Regions from separate parts of the Homo sapiens genome. Here region 2 is linked to region 1. Evidence: chromatin loops called from intact Hi-C (ENCODE). Cell type or tissue: CD4-positive, alpha-beta T cell. All regions are shown on one strand. Links, peaks and the distances in the headings refer to the core of each region. The heading gives the core; the rest is flanking DNA.

Region 1 (5,388 bases), core at 178-5,177:
CCACCATTTGAAAATGTTTGCTTTGGGTTAAGGTATTATTGTCACAAGAAATTTTCTTAAGACATAGATCTCCCAGGGAGAGCTAAGATTCTGGGATTCATTTGTTAATGTGAACTCAGCAGGACACAAACGAACAAGGCACAGAACAGCTCAGTTTCTGTGTGTGGAGGGTCCCGTGGATCTGTTTTCTTGCTCACATCTCAGTCAGAAGTCTCATGTCACTACATACTAACATATTTTCCTCATTTAATATCCGATATTGCTACTGATGAGTATTTCCCTTTAATGAATTACATTTGGGTTACAGTTATCTTCACCATTCCTACACAGATAAGCAGGCCTTAATTTACAAATGAGCCAAACATTCATACAGTAATTTTGGTCTCTCACTGCCAATTAATTACAGAAAACAATGGAGCTTTTTTGTAAATCTGGGGCTTAAATGTGAAGGAAGAAAAGACTCCCAGGTCGAGATGTGCCTACGATGGCTGACTCCAAGGACAATCTTGCTGGCAGTGATAGCCTACCTATTTAGAGGCCACTCTGTCCCTTTCCTCATCCCCAAATCTCTTCCAAATGTTGCCTAAATTCCACCATATAGAGTTTGTTTTGATTAATAAAATTCATATGCACCTGACAGAGAACTCAAAAGGACATAGAGGCCAAATTTGGGGCAATTTAAATATCAAAAGGAATAATGACTGCAATTGATTATAAAACAGTGAATAAATAAAAACCCATGAATCTATAGTGATACTCAAAGAGAGAGAGAGAAAAAAGATAATTTGCCACCTTTGAAGGTGACTGTTATACTAACTTCTTATTCTGAAAATTGGTAATTAAAGTACCTACCCTGTCTTTTAAGGAGGAATTGTAGTTCATTCCCAGTTGGTGAAGAGACATTTTGTGTGTGTGTGTGTGTGTGTGTGTGTGTGTGTGTGTGTGTGTTTACAAATGCTAGCTAATAAATGTAGAAGAAATGATATAATTAGAAAAGTCATCATTCTGTCATCCCCAATGAAATAATAATTCAGTCAAGGGTGATCAAAAATGCTAACACATAATGGGAAAGGTTGTTTTGGGGTCCAATATTTGCATGGGACCAAAGTACCACCTCAGAGATGACCTTCTCATTACAAAGGAGGGTTTTACCACTTTGATGAAATTTAACATCACAAATAGCGGGACAATCTGATATTGTGTGCCGCGTAATGTGACACAACAATCTAAACTACACATCATCACCTCTGATATACTCTTGCTCAACCTGATTAATTTGAAGTTAATAAGAGTTTGGATTTAACCTTCCAATTTATAGGAAATGAAGGAGACAGAGAATCTAGTTAAATCGCACCTGCAGAAAACAATCAAATAAACCCAAAATGTAAAGCATCCTACAAATTCATTTGTCCTGATCTCTTCAAAAGGTCAATTTTATGGGGAAAAAAGTGGAGGTGTGACACCTTTCCTTACCCATTGTAAGGGTCATGGCCAACACTCTTATAACAGAAGACAAGTTAGTAAGAGAAAAGTGTAACTAATTAATTTAATCAAAGTTTTATGTGAAAGTCATTTGTAAAGCACCTACTAAAAAGATTTCAGCCTTTTCAGACTTCCAAATTGGGATTTGTCTGAAAGAGAACGTAAGTCCCTGTGAATGACTCCTTAATACTTTTTGTATCAAATTACCTCCTCAATCTCTAAATCATTCAACTGTGGTGTGTGTGTGTGTGTGTGTGTGTGTGTGTGTGTGTGTGTGTGTGTGTTGGGAGAAGGAAGTGATATATCTTGTCATCTTAACAAATACACTAATCAGGCCTAACCTCTTCTTTAGCTTCCTAGGAGGCATGTACAAATCCCCTGAGAGTTCTCACGCACTTACACCACCTCATACTTTTCCCAGGGAAAGTGGCCACTCGTAGGAGAACAATGGGTGCATTTCACAAAGTTTCTCAGGAAGTTCTATACCTCAGTGTGACAAAACCTTATGGAAACAAGAGGAGAGAGAAAACGAAAAAGGGAAGGATCCAGAAGGAAGCAGTGATGAACTAAAGGGAAAAACCAATGTCCTTAATAAAGACAAAAAAGGAAAACATCAAAAAGAAGCAACAGGGCCGGGTGTGGTGGCTCACACCTGTAATTCCTGCACTTTGGCAGGCTGAGGCAGGTGGATCACCTGAGGTCAGGAGTTTTGAGACTAGCCTGGCCAACATGATGAAATCTTGTCTCTACTAAAAATACAAAAAATTAGCTGGGCATGGTGGCGTGTGCCTGTAATCCCAGCTACTCAGGAGGCTGAGGCAGGAGAATCACTTGAACCTGGGAGGCGGAGGTTGCAGTGAGCCGAGATCGCGCCACTGCAATCCAGCCTGGGCAACGAGAGCAAAACTCCAACTCAAAAAATAACAAATAAAAATATATAAAAATTAGCCAGGTGTGGTGGTACATGCCTGTAATCCCAGCTACTTGGGATGCCAAGGCAGAAGAATCGCTTGAATCCAGTAGGCAGAGGTTGCAGTGAGCCAAGATCGTGCCACTGCACTCCAGCGTGGGCAACAGAGCAAGACTCTGTCTCAAAAAAAAAAAAAAAAAAAAAGGATGAACAGGCAGTAATGTTGATCCCTAGGTCAGGAAGGATTAACATTTAAGAATAGGGATATTAATTTGACAGATAATCATTTGTGACCTTGGAAAAACAATTTCGATAGCCTGTGGCAGAAACTAGGAACACTTAAGAAATGAGTGGCAGCCTGTGACAGAAACTAGATTAGGAACACTTTAGAAATGAGTGCTGACAAGAAAGTGGAAGTAAATACAAGATGGCAAGTGAATAAATTTCTGAAAAGAGACCAGGTACCTGCTCTAGACAGGGCACTGTACTGGGCACTGTGCAGACTTCACGGGCATATGACCTTTGCAGTTGCACAGAGTCCAGCACTTATAAGGGTCCTGGCTTGGCTTAATACTTTGATGTCATGTCTTGAAATTCTTAATAATTTTTGAACACGGCACCCTGCATTTTCATTTTGCACATGGCTCCACAAATTATGCAGTAGGTCTGTATTAGTTCGTTCTCATGCTGCCATGAATACCCAAGACTGGCAATTTATAAAGAAAAAGGTTTAATTGGCTCACAGTTCCACATGGCAGGGGAGGCCTCAGGAAACTTACAATCATGGCAGAAGGCACCTCTTCATAGGGCAGAAGGAGAGAGAATGAGTGCAAGCAGGGGAAATGCCAGATGCTTATAAAACCATCAGATCTCCCGAGACTCACTAATTATCATGAGAACAGCATGGGAGAAACCACCCCCATGATTCAATTACCTCAACCTGGTCCCATCCTTGACATGTGGGGATTACAGGGATTACAATTCAAGGTGAGATTTGGATGGAAACAAAGAGCCAAACCATATCAAGGTCCAACAGGGCACTGAAGGGGACCCAAAATATGTCATCCATGATTCATATATCTAATGTTGAATATTCCATAAATAAGTGAATTGCCTACTACAGAGCCAATCACTGTAGTGGTCTCTGGAAACATAAGAAACATAGTGAACAACACAAATGTATGATAGATTTTTAAAGAAAAGGTTGTTACCTTCAAGAATATTAAAATGTAAATACAGTGATTATATGACATTCTAATTCAGCACTTTACTTGCAGGGCCTATATAATTTTAGTCAATGTATTCAACTTTCCTACATCCCAGATTAGGGAGAATTTACCCTCCTAAGTTTATTAAGGGAATGAAATCAGGAACATAATGTACGTGGCCCATTACAAGGTATACAGTAGTATTCAATAATGTGAGTGACTATGATGAATTTCCAGCACCTAGCATTGCCTGGCACATAGTAAGAGTTTGGTAAATAACTTTGTTAAGTGGAAGAGAAAGGAAATTTCAAATCAATCTGGATAGTTAGACATACATTGGTAAAAATAAAACAAATATGTTTGTTTCATATATATAAGCATTGATTAGGCCAACAAGAAAATGTGAGAGGATATGTAATAAGTTGTTGATCATGGTCAAATCTATGTAATAGGATTTTGTGGGGAAAGACTTTTTGTGTGTGTTTTACTTTATAAACTCCTTATTTAAAAATCAAGATTTTAGAAAATAAAGCTTTGGTATATTCTGAATATAATGGCACATAACAAAGCTTATAGTTTATTACAATTCCTCCCTTTTAAGGGTTACCTTCTTCCCTCATGCCTGTAATCCCAGCACTTTGGGAGGCCGAGGCGGGTGGATCACAAGGTCAAGAGATGGAGACCATCCTGGCTGACGTGGTGAAACCCCGTCTCTACTAAAAATACAAAAAATTAGCCAGGTGTGGTGGTGAGCGCCTGTAGTCCCAGCTACTTGAGAGGCTAAGGCAGGAGAATCACTTGAACCCGGGAGGCGGAGGTTGCAGTGAGCCGAGATTGTGCCACTGCACTCCAGCCTGGTGACAGAGCGAGACTCTGTCTCAAAAACAAACAAAATGAGTTACCTTCTTCCAGCCAGGCACAGTGGCTCACGCCTATAATCCCAGCACCTTGGGAGGCCAAGGCGGGCGGATCTCTTAAGATCAGGAATTCCAGACTAACCCAGCCAACATGGTGAAACCCTGTCTCCACTAAAAATACAAAAATTAGCCAGGCGTGGTGATGCACGCCTGTAGTCCTTACTACTTGAGAGGCTAAGGCAGGAGAATAGCTTGAACTCAGGAGGCAGGGGTTGCAGTGAGCAGAGATCACGCCACTGCACTCCAGCGTGGGCGACAGAGCAAGAGACTCTGTCTCAAAACAAAAACAAAAACAAAATTAGCCGGGCATGGTAGCATGGGCCTGTAATCCCAGCTACTTGGGTGGCTGAGGCATGAGAATTGTTTGAACCCAGGAGTGGTAGGTTGCAGTGAGCCGAGATCATGCCACTGCACTCTAGCCCGGGTGACAGAGTGAGACTCTGTCTCAAGAAAAAAAAAGTCTAGATCAGAAACTGCATAAAGCCACTTCAACCATAAAACCTAATATCAAAATGTATTCACAGGAACAAGTTCAAGTTGATCACTAAAAAACACGGAAAATTTTAATTTGAAAGTTTTATGCAAATTCAATATTTAATATCATTCCTAATACTTTGTATTTTATCAAAATCAGATGCTTAAAACATTACCACCACTTAGATGCCTCCAAATATCTTCTAGTTTACCCTACTATGCTGTACAAAAATGATTATTTTCTGTATGTCATGATATAAAGGAGAGGGCCTGATATAGATTATAAAGTTTGTCTGCCACCCATCTCACCCTAGGACCCTCATTCCCTCCTCCCATCCCATACACTCCCTTTCTCATATCAAAGAGTCAGGGCTGCAAGTGCAGACCATAGCCAAGG
Region 2 (5,388 bases), core at 389-5,388, 340 kb after region 1:
CCATGATTCTGACATTTCATCCATGAAAGAACATTCAGGATTCAGACATCTACACTTTCACTTGACATACAGTTGTCCAACTTATATTTTTACATTTTGGCCACAAATACGCTTTTTATTCAGTTAATCAGCATTTATGTCAGATAAACAAGTAATCATGTTTACTTAACATTTTCTGCTGCCACAGTGAAATCCTGATAAAGCTACTACTACAGTTTCCTGTGCTACCCTATAAGAAAAAGAAATGAAACTTTCCGGCCATCACATTTCCTTTTGCCTATGTTTGGCCTCAGGGGCGTGTCTCTCTTTTTGAAAGACTCAAATCCATTTTCTACTGCATTTTCTGATGTGGTCTGTTGATTGGGCCTGGTATTGCCTGATGGACAAGCTCTGAAATCCACCCTTGCATAGTTTTGCCATGTCCTTTGTACCTCATTGTGCTAACATTAGATAGATGAAGCTGCTCTTCTTTGAAAATGGCAGAATTTTACCACTGTAAAGTAACTTAGAAGATAGGATTCTAAATACAAGAAGCAGTGGATAAGGTTCTATTTTGGACATTTTGGGTGTGATTCATTTTTCTCAATGAACTTCAAGTCACTTTCCCTATTCATTTCTTCTTTTATATAGTGAAAAACTCTGAGGTCCCTTTCAACTCTGTCTCAGTGATTCTAATGAGTCTGTGTTTTTTTGCTGAACACTACCCTAGAATTGATTATTATATAATTAATTTTTTAATTCATCCTTTTTTGCCAGACAGGCAAGAAGGTAGCATTGTTATCACAACAACCCTGTGAAGTAAGTGGTATCATCCCCTTTTTACTGGTGAAAAAAACTGAAGTTTGGTTAGGTTAAGAAGCACCCACCATTAGTAGCTGGGAAGTGGCATTGCAGGGCTGTGGAGCCAGGTGACTAACTCCAGTACCTGTGTGCTGGCTGCTTCACTGCTGTAGGCTACTTGTGCTGGATGACTATGATGTACACAGAATGTATTTTTAAAGTAGATTATTAGTTGTTGTCCTCTACAGAAGGGCACAAGTGTTGGGGTGATCAGACCCAACACCAGGTCATCGGGGTGATGAAGTCCAGTAGAATCAAAGGAATGAGAAAAGACAGTTTGAGAGATAAAGTGGGTCTGGGGGCCAACGCGAGTATGGCGGCTGCAAAGGCCCCGAGCTCTGGAAGCCCAGACTGTTTATTGGTGATCAAACAAAGAAACAGATGGTGAGAATGTGGGGTTGAAAGGGAGCGTTGCATTAAGCACATGATTTACAGCTGTGACGGTTTAACATTTATATGGCCAATTCTAAGACACAATTGATCTAGGAGCCTGGGAGGGCTAGAAGCAAGGAGCCAGCAAGTCTAGACACATTCCAGAGGCCATGAGGGATTTTATGCCCTGAGCCCTGGATTCTTTCCAATCTACGAGGGGTTTTATGCCCTGGGCTTAGATGATGGTGCGTCAGGGTAGTCTTCCACCCTTTAGCACAGAATTCAGTGTTCCAAAGGCCACGAGGGGTTTTAGACCCTGGCCCCCGGACATGTTCCAGGACTCTTTTTACATTATGTCAGAAATGCAAACCCTGCCTCAGCTTCTCCCAACACTCAGCTTTTCCCAACAACAAGTAAGAAGATGGAGTCTCTTTCTCCTACAGAGTAGAAGCTGCTCTCTTTGTGACCACATGCCATAGAATGCCAGAAAGGTTTTTTCTCAGATATTGTCTTGCTGTGTAAATGTTTAACCCACAGTATCCTGCACTGATTTTGTGGGTTTAATGTGAAACTCATAAAAGGAAATATCTGATGGAGTTAATAAATTTGCATTTTTATAACTTTAATATAGTACTATTTGAGCTGCACTTAAAAATATAAGACAATCTTTTTCTATAAGTTATACATCTTCCATTGGGAGACTGGAAATTGAAAGAACTGTTTGAGATTAAAGAAATGTTTTATTATAACCTAGAGACAATCTAGGACCTTAGGAAAGTCACAATTCCTTAAAAGTACTAATTTAAGGATTCAGGTTGCTGCTGTAGGGTTTGAGCTACATTAGGGTACTCAAAAAGTATATATAACTGGAATGAAAGTATCAGTTTAGAATCTGATGGTTACAGTCATGGTGATTATGTAGTTGGACAACCAAAACCCAAGAGTTACTGGCTCATGACAAAATGTGGTTTGACTGAATACAAAGGGCATAGCCCAAAAACTGAAAACTACTGAAAACCCACATGTCACTTTAGTCCCAGAGGTAGGTCAACAAGGGATAAGAGGCATTTAGTGAATGGTGCAGAATGAGCTGCAAGTCACACTAATACCAGGAAACTACTCTGTGGCAGAGAACACTCTCAGAAACACAACCTCTAGGTCTTTCCAGATCACCCAGAGTCATTAAGAAAAAGAAGAAAGGGAACCTGAAACATAAAAATTATATTTGAAAATCCTGATACTCACTTGTGAAGTCTTTCTTTAGTGATGTTATCCTTTTAAAGTTAGGTTGTTTAGGTAGTCTCACTCTGCTTAACTGTAGTCAGACTTCCAACACTGCTAACCCTCCAGGACACCAGGGAGAAAATGAGCCCAGATGAGGATTACAGGGCAGAGGGGTCAGAAAGTTACTTCTAAAGCTTCCCCTCCAAGCCATTTACCCTTTCTAATTTCACATTTCCTAATAAGTATATTTATTTGGGCATCTATCCCATAGCCCTCTCTAAACAAATCATTCTGACCTTGGGCCAAACCTATCACTGTGATTCTGTATGGATTCCATCTGAGGTGCTCCTCTAAGCCTGTGAGGCCATACACCCCTCAGGTTAGGAGTGTCCCTCCTATGATGACAGCTATCCCATTGCCAGATGACCCACCTTCATCCCCACACAGTCATCCCAGTTCCCAATTGTCTGCTTCTCATGAATGGGTCAGAGTTAGCCACCACACCTGACCTTCACAGATGGTATTGGGGCAAACATCCATTCTGCAGCTGAGGCCACATTCAAAGGGGGACTGTCGTGAGGAATAAAAATCCTTTGACAGGCATGTCATGCCACCCATCAAAGGAGTCTGTGCTTGCTGGTTCTGCACAGAGAGATCAAGTTCTTGTTCCTGAGAAAACAAATATAACTACTTGTGTATAAGCACACATTCCTATTTTGTGTGTGCCTGTGTGGAGACCAAGGGGTTGACTTAAGATGAAATACTCGATATTTGATTCCTTTAAAATAGACTATGCAGGTATTATGAAGAAATCTTAAAATATTCCTTATATTTCCATAATGAACTCATTGTTGTCAAGAAAAGTGCTTTTAGCGCTTTATGTACTCTAGGAGCACAGAATAAAGCTTTCATTTGAGTTTTAGGTACAGAAGCTTTCACTCAAATGGCAAAATATGGGGTCATTGTGAAGTCATTTTCTTTTTAGAATCAAGAAGCAAAGCAGGGTACTTTGAATGTGAGTTTTAAAGATATATATCCTGAAAATAAGGACAACAAGTGCCAGGGGAGTTAGGAATGCCCTGTCTTCCCAGGCCTCAGCACCAGACTTCTTGACTCTGTGTGGTTCATAAGACTTTGTTGTTGCCAGCAGCAATCTGAATCTGGGTGGGTTCCTCTCTGAGAGCCAGGGTAAGGAAGGGGACAAATGGCATGGTTCACCTTTATTTCTTAGTGGTGTGAGCAGTCAGGATTTCCTTATACATTACTAAGCAGGAAATCCCAAATGCCCAGCAGCAAGGGGTTAAAAACCATTCTGAAAAGCTTTTTATGTTCTGAAAAGTTAAATTACACATACATGAAAACCACAAACACATAGCACCTGGGTAAATAAATTGTGGCCAAATAAAGACCAGGCTATTTGCAAAAGGGAATCTGGAAAACATTTGTTTTTGGGTGGTTAACATTAGTTACACTTTATGCTTTTTTTTCCCCCTAAAGAAAATAGTGTGGTTTAGAAGAAACAGGAAAAAAAAAAAGAATTTTAATATGGCCATTGAAAACAAGATTTCAGTTCATTTACTTTCCAAATCTTAAGGGGCTACCAAGACTGACAGGGGCACAAAGCTACTGCAGCAACACTTTTAGTACAGAAGTTGTCAAACAAAGAACATTTCCCAGACATTGAATGTGCTATGGGATGCAGTGAAGAGGTCACTAAACATTGCTTGTCCTCCACATGTGAGACTAAAGCATCAGTGGTAAATGATAGCAGCTCAGATAATTAAGATTTAAAATGCCATAAATTCAAAACCATTGAACTTCACAATAAGCCAAATTTCCTGGTATAATACAATTTGAGCACTCAGGAGGTCATGCTACAGAGGAATTATGCTGAGCATGTTTCTTATCAGTACTTATGTGGCTAAGTGGTTCCTTTTCCTTGAAGGAAAAAATCATCTCATTATGGCAGAGGTTCCCTATCATTCAGAAGAAAGCTACTAGGTTGAGCTATGAGAAACTGCTAGTTTTGTACATCAAAAACTGTCAAAATCAACAACTGCATATGATTCAGTCTAATACACTTGATTTTTCTAAGCCAGGTCAAGTTAGGATTGACAGTTACTTTTTGTGGGAAGAGAGGAGTGAGGAGTGGGAAATCAAATAGTAAGGCTCTTGTAAGGTTCAGAAAATAAAATGCCTGATCAGAATGCATGTGGTTCCCAGTGGGAACTCCAAATAACTCTTGGGAGTTGCGGACATGAAATGAACATTACAACTTAGAATTGACCTTTTTGGTCAGACCTGGTGGCTGAGATTTTTCCTTATTCAAGAGGCTACAACATGGAAACACTGTACAGCCAGCATATCCTAAATTGCAAACACAAAGGTAGGAATTAAGAACTGAGAACTGGACCCAGTGATTTGTGCCAGTAGTCCCAGCTACTTGGGAAGCTGAAGTGGGAGTATGCTTAAGCCTAGGAGCTGGATACTAGCCTGGGCAACAAACATAACAAAACCTGTGTCTCTTAAACAAACCCCTGAGTTCTCAGGATAGCTCTGTTATTTCTCACAGAGATATTTAAAAAGTTATCATGGAAAATAGTAACAGTGTATCTTGTTCATATATTTAAATTATTAAAGGGAACAAAAGAAAACCAGGGAAATTTGTTCTTTGATAATCGTTCATTGTCTCTACATTATAGCACCATAATTTTGTTAAGGCAACAAAATTTTTTACTGACTTTTGCACGTTAAAACCACTTATAACCTAAGGAATTTTGGTTAGGTAAAGAATTATATCCATATGAATAAACACTGCCAAAATATCCTAAAGTCTATATAAAAAGTATGCATTACAAATTAATGAGTGTAAATTGTGAGACTACTCTCACACAATCCCTGAAATGATTATTTAAAGACTACTCTTAACTATTACTGAGATAGTGCTTGGTC

Evidence for each region. Peaks named below come from ENCODE experiments on the same cell type or tissue, not always from the same donor. Only the 100,000 strongest peaks of a DNase experiment are listed, where the experiment ranks them.
Region 2: it touches region 1 in a loop (4-fold over the local background); 8 of 110 quality-filtered maps call a loop at or near these places.

Annotation. Positions count from the first base shown.
Region 1 is chr2:177,204,504-177,209,891 of GRCh38, forward strand. No RefSeq gene overlaps it. Among named protein-coding and RNA genes, the nearest start is that of MIR4444-1, 5.5 kb to the right of the region's middle. RefSeq lists an enhancer at 1-648. In CD4-positive, alpha-beta T cell, for the core only: no CTCF peak of the experiment used is centred there; no DNase peak of the experiment used is centred there.
Region 2 is chr2:177,545,053-177,550,440 of GRCh38, forward strand. IFT70B (intraflagellar transport 70B) reads right to left here. Exons shown (of 1, transcript NM_152517.3): 1 at 3,946-5,388. Among named protein-coding and RNA genes, the nearest start is that of IFT70B, 5.0 kb to the right of the region's middle. In CD4-positive, alpha-beta T cell, for the core only: no CTCF peak of the experiment used is centred there; no DNase peak of the experiment used is centred there.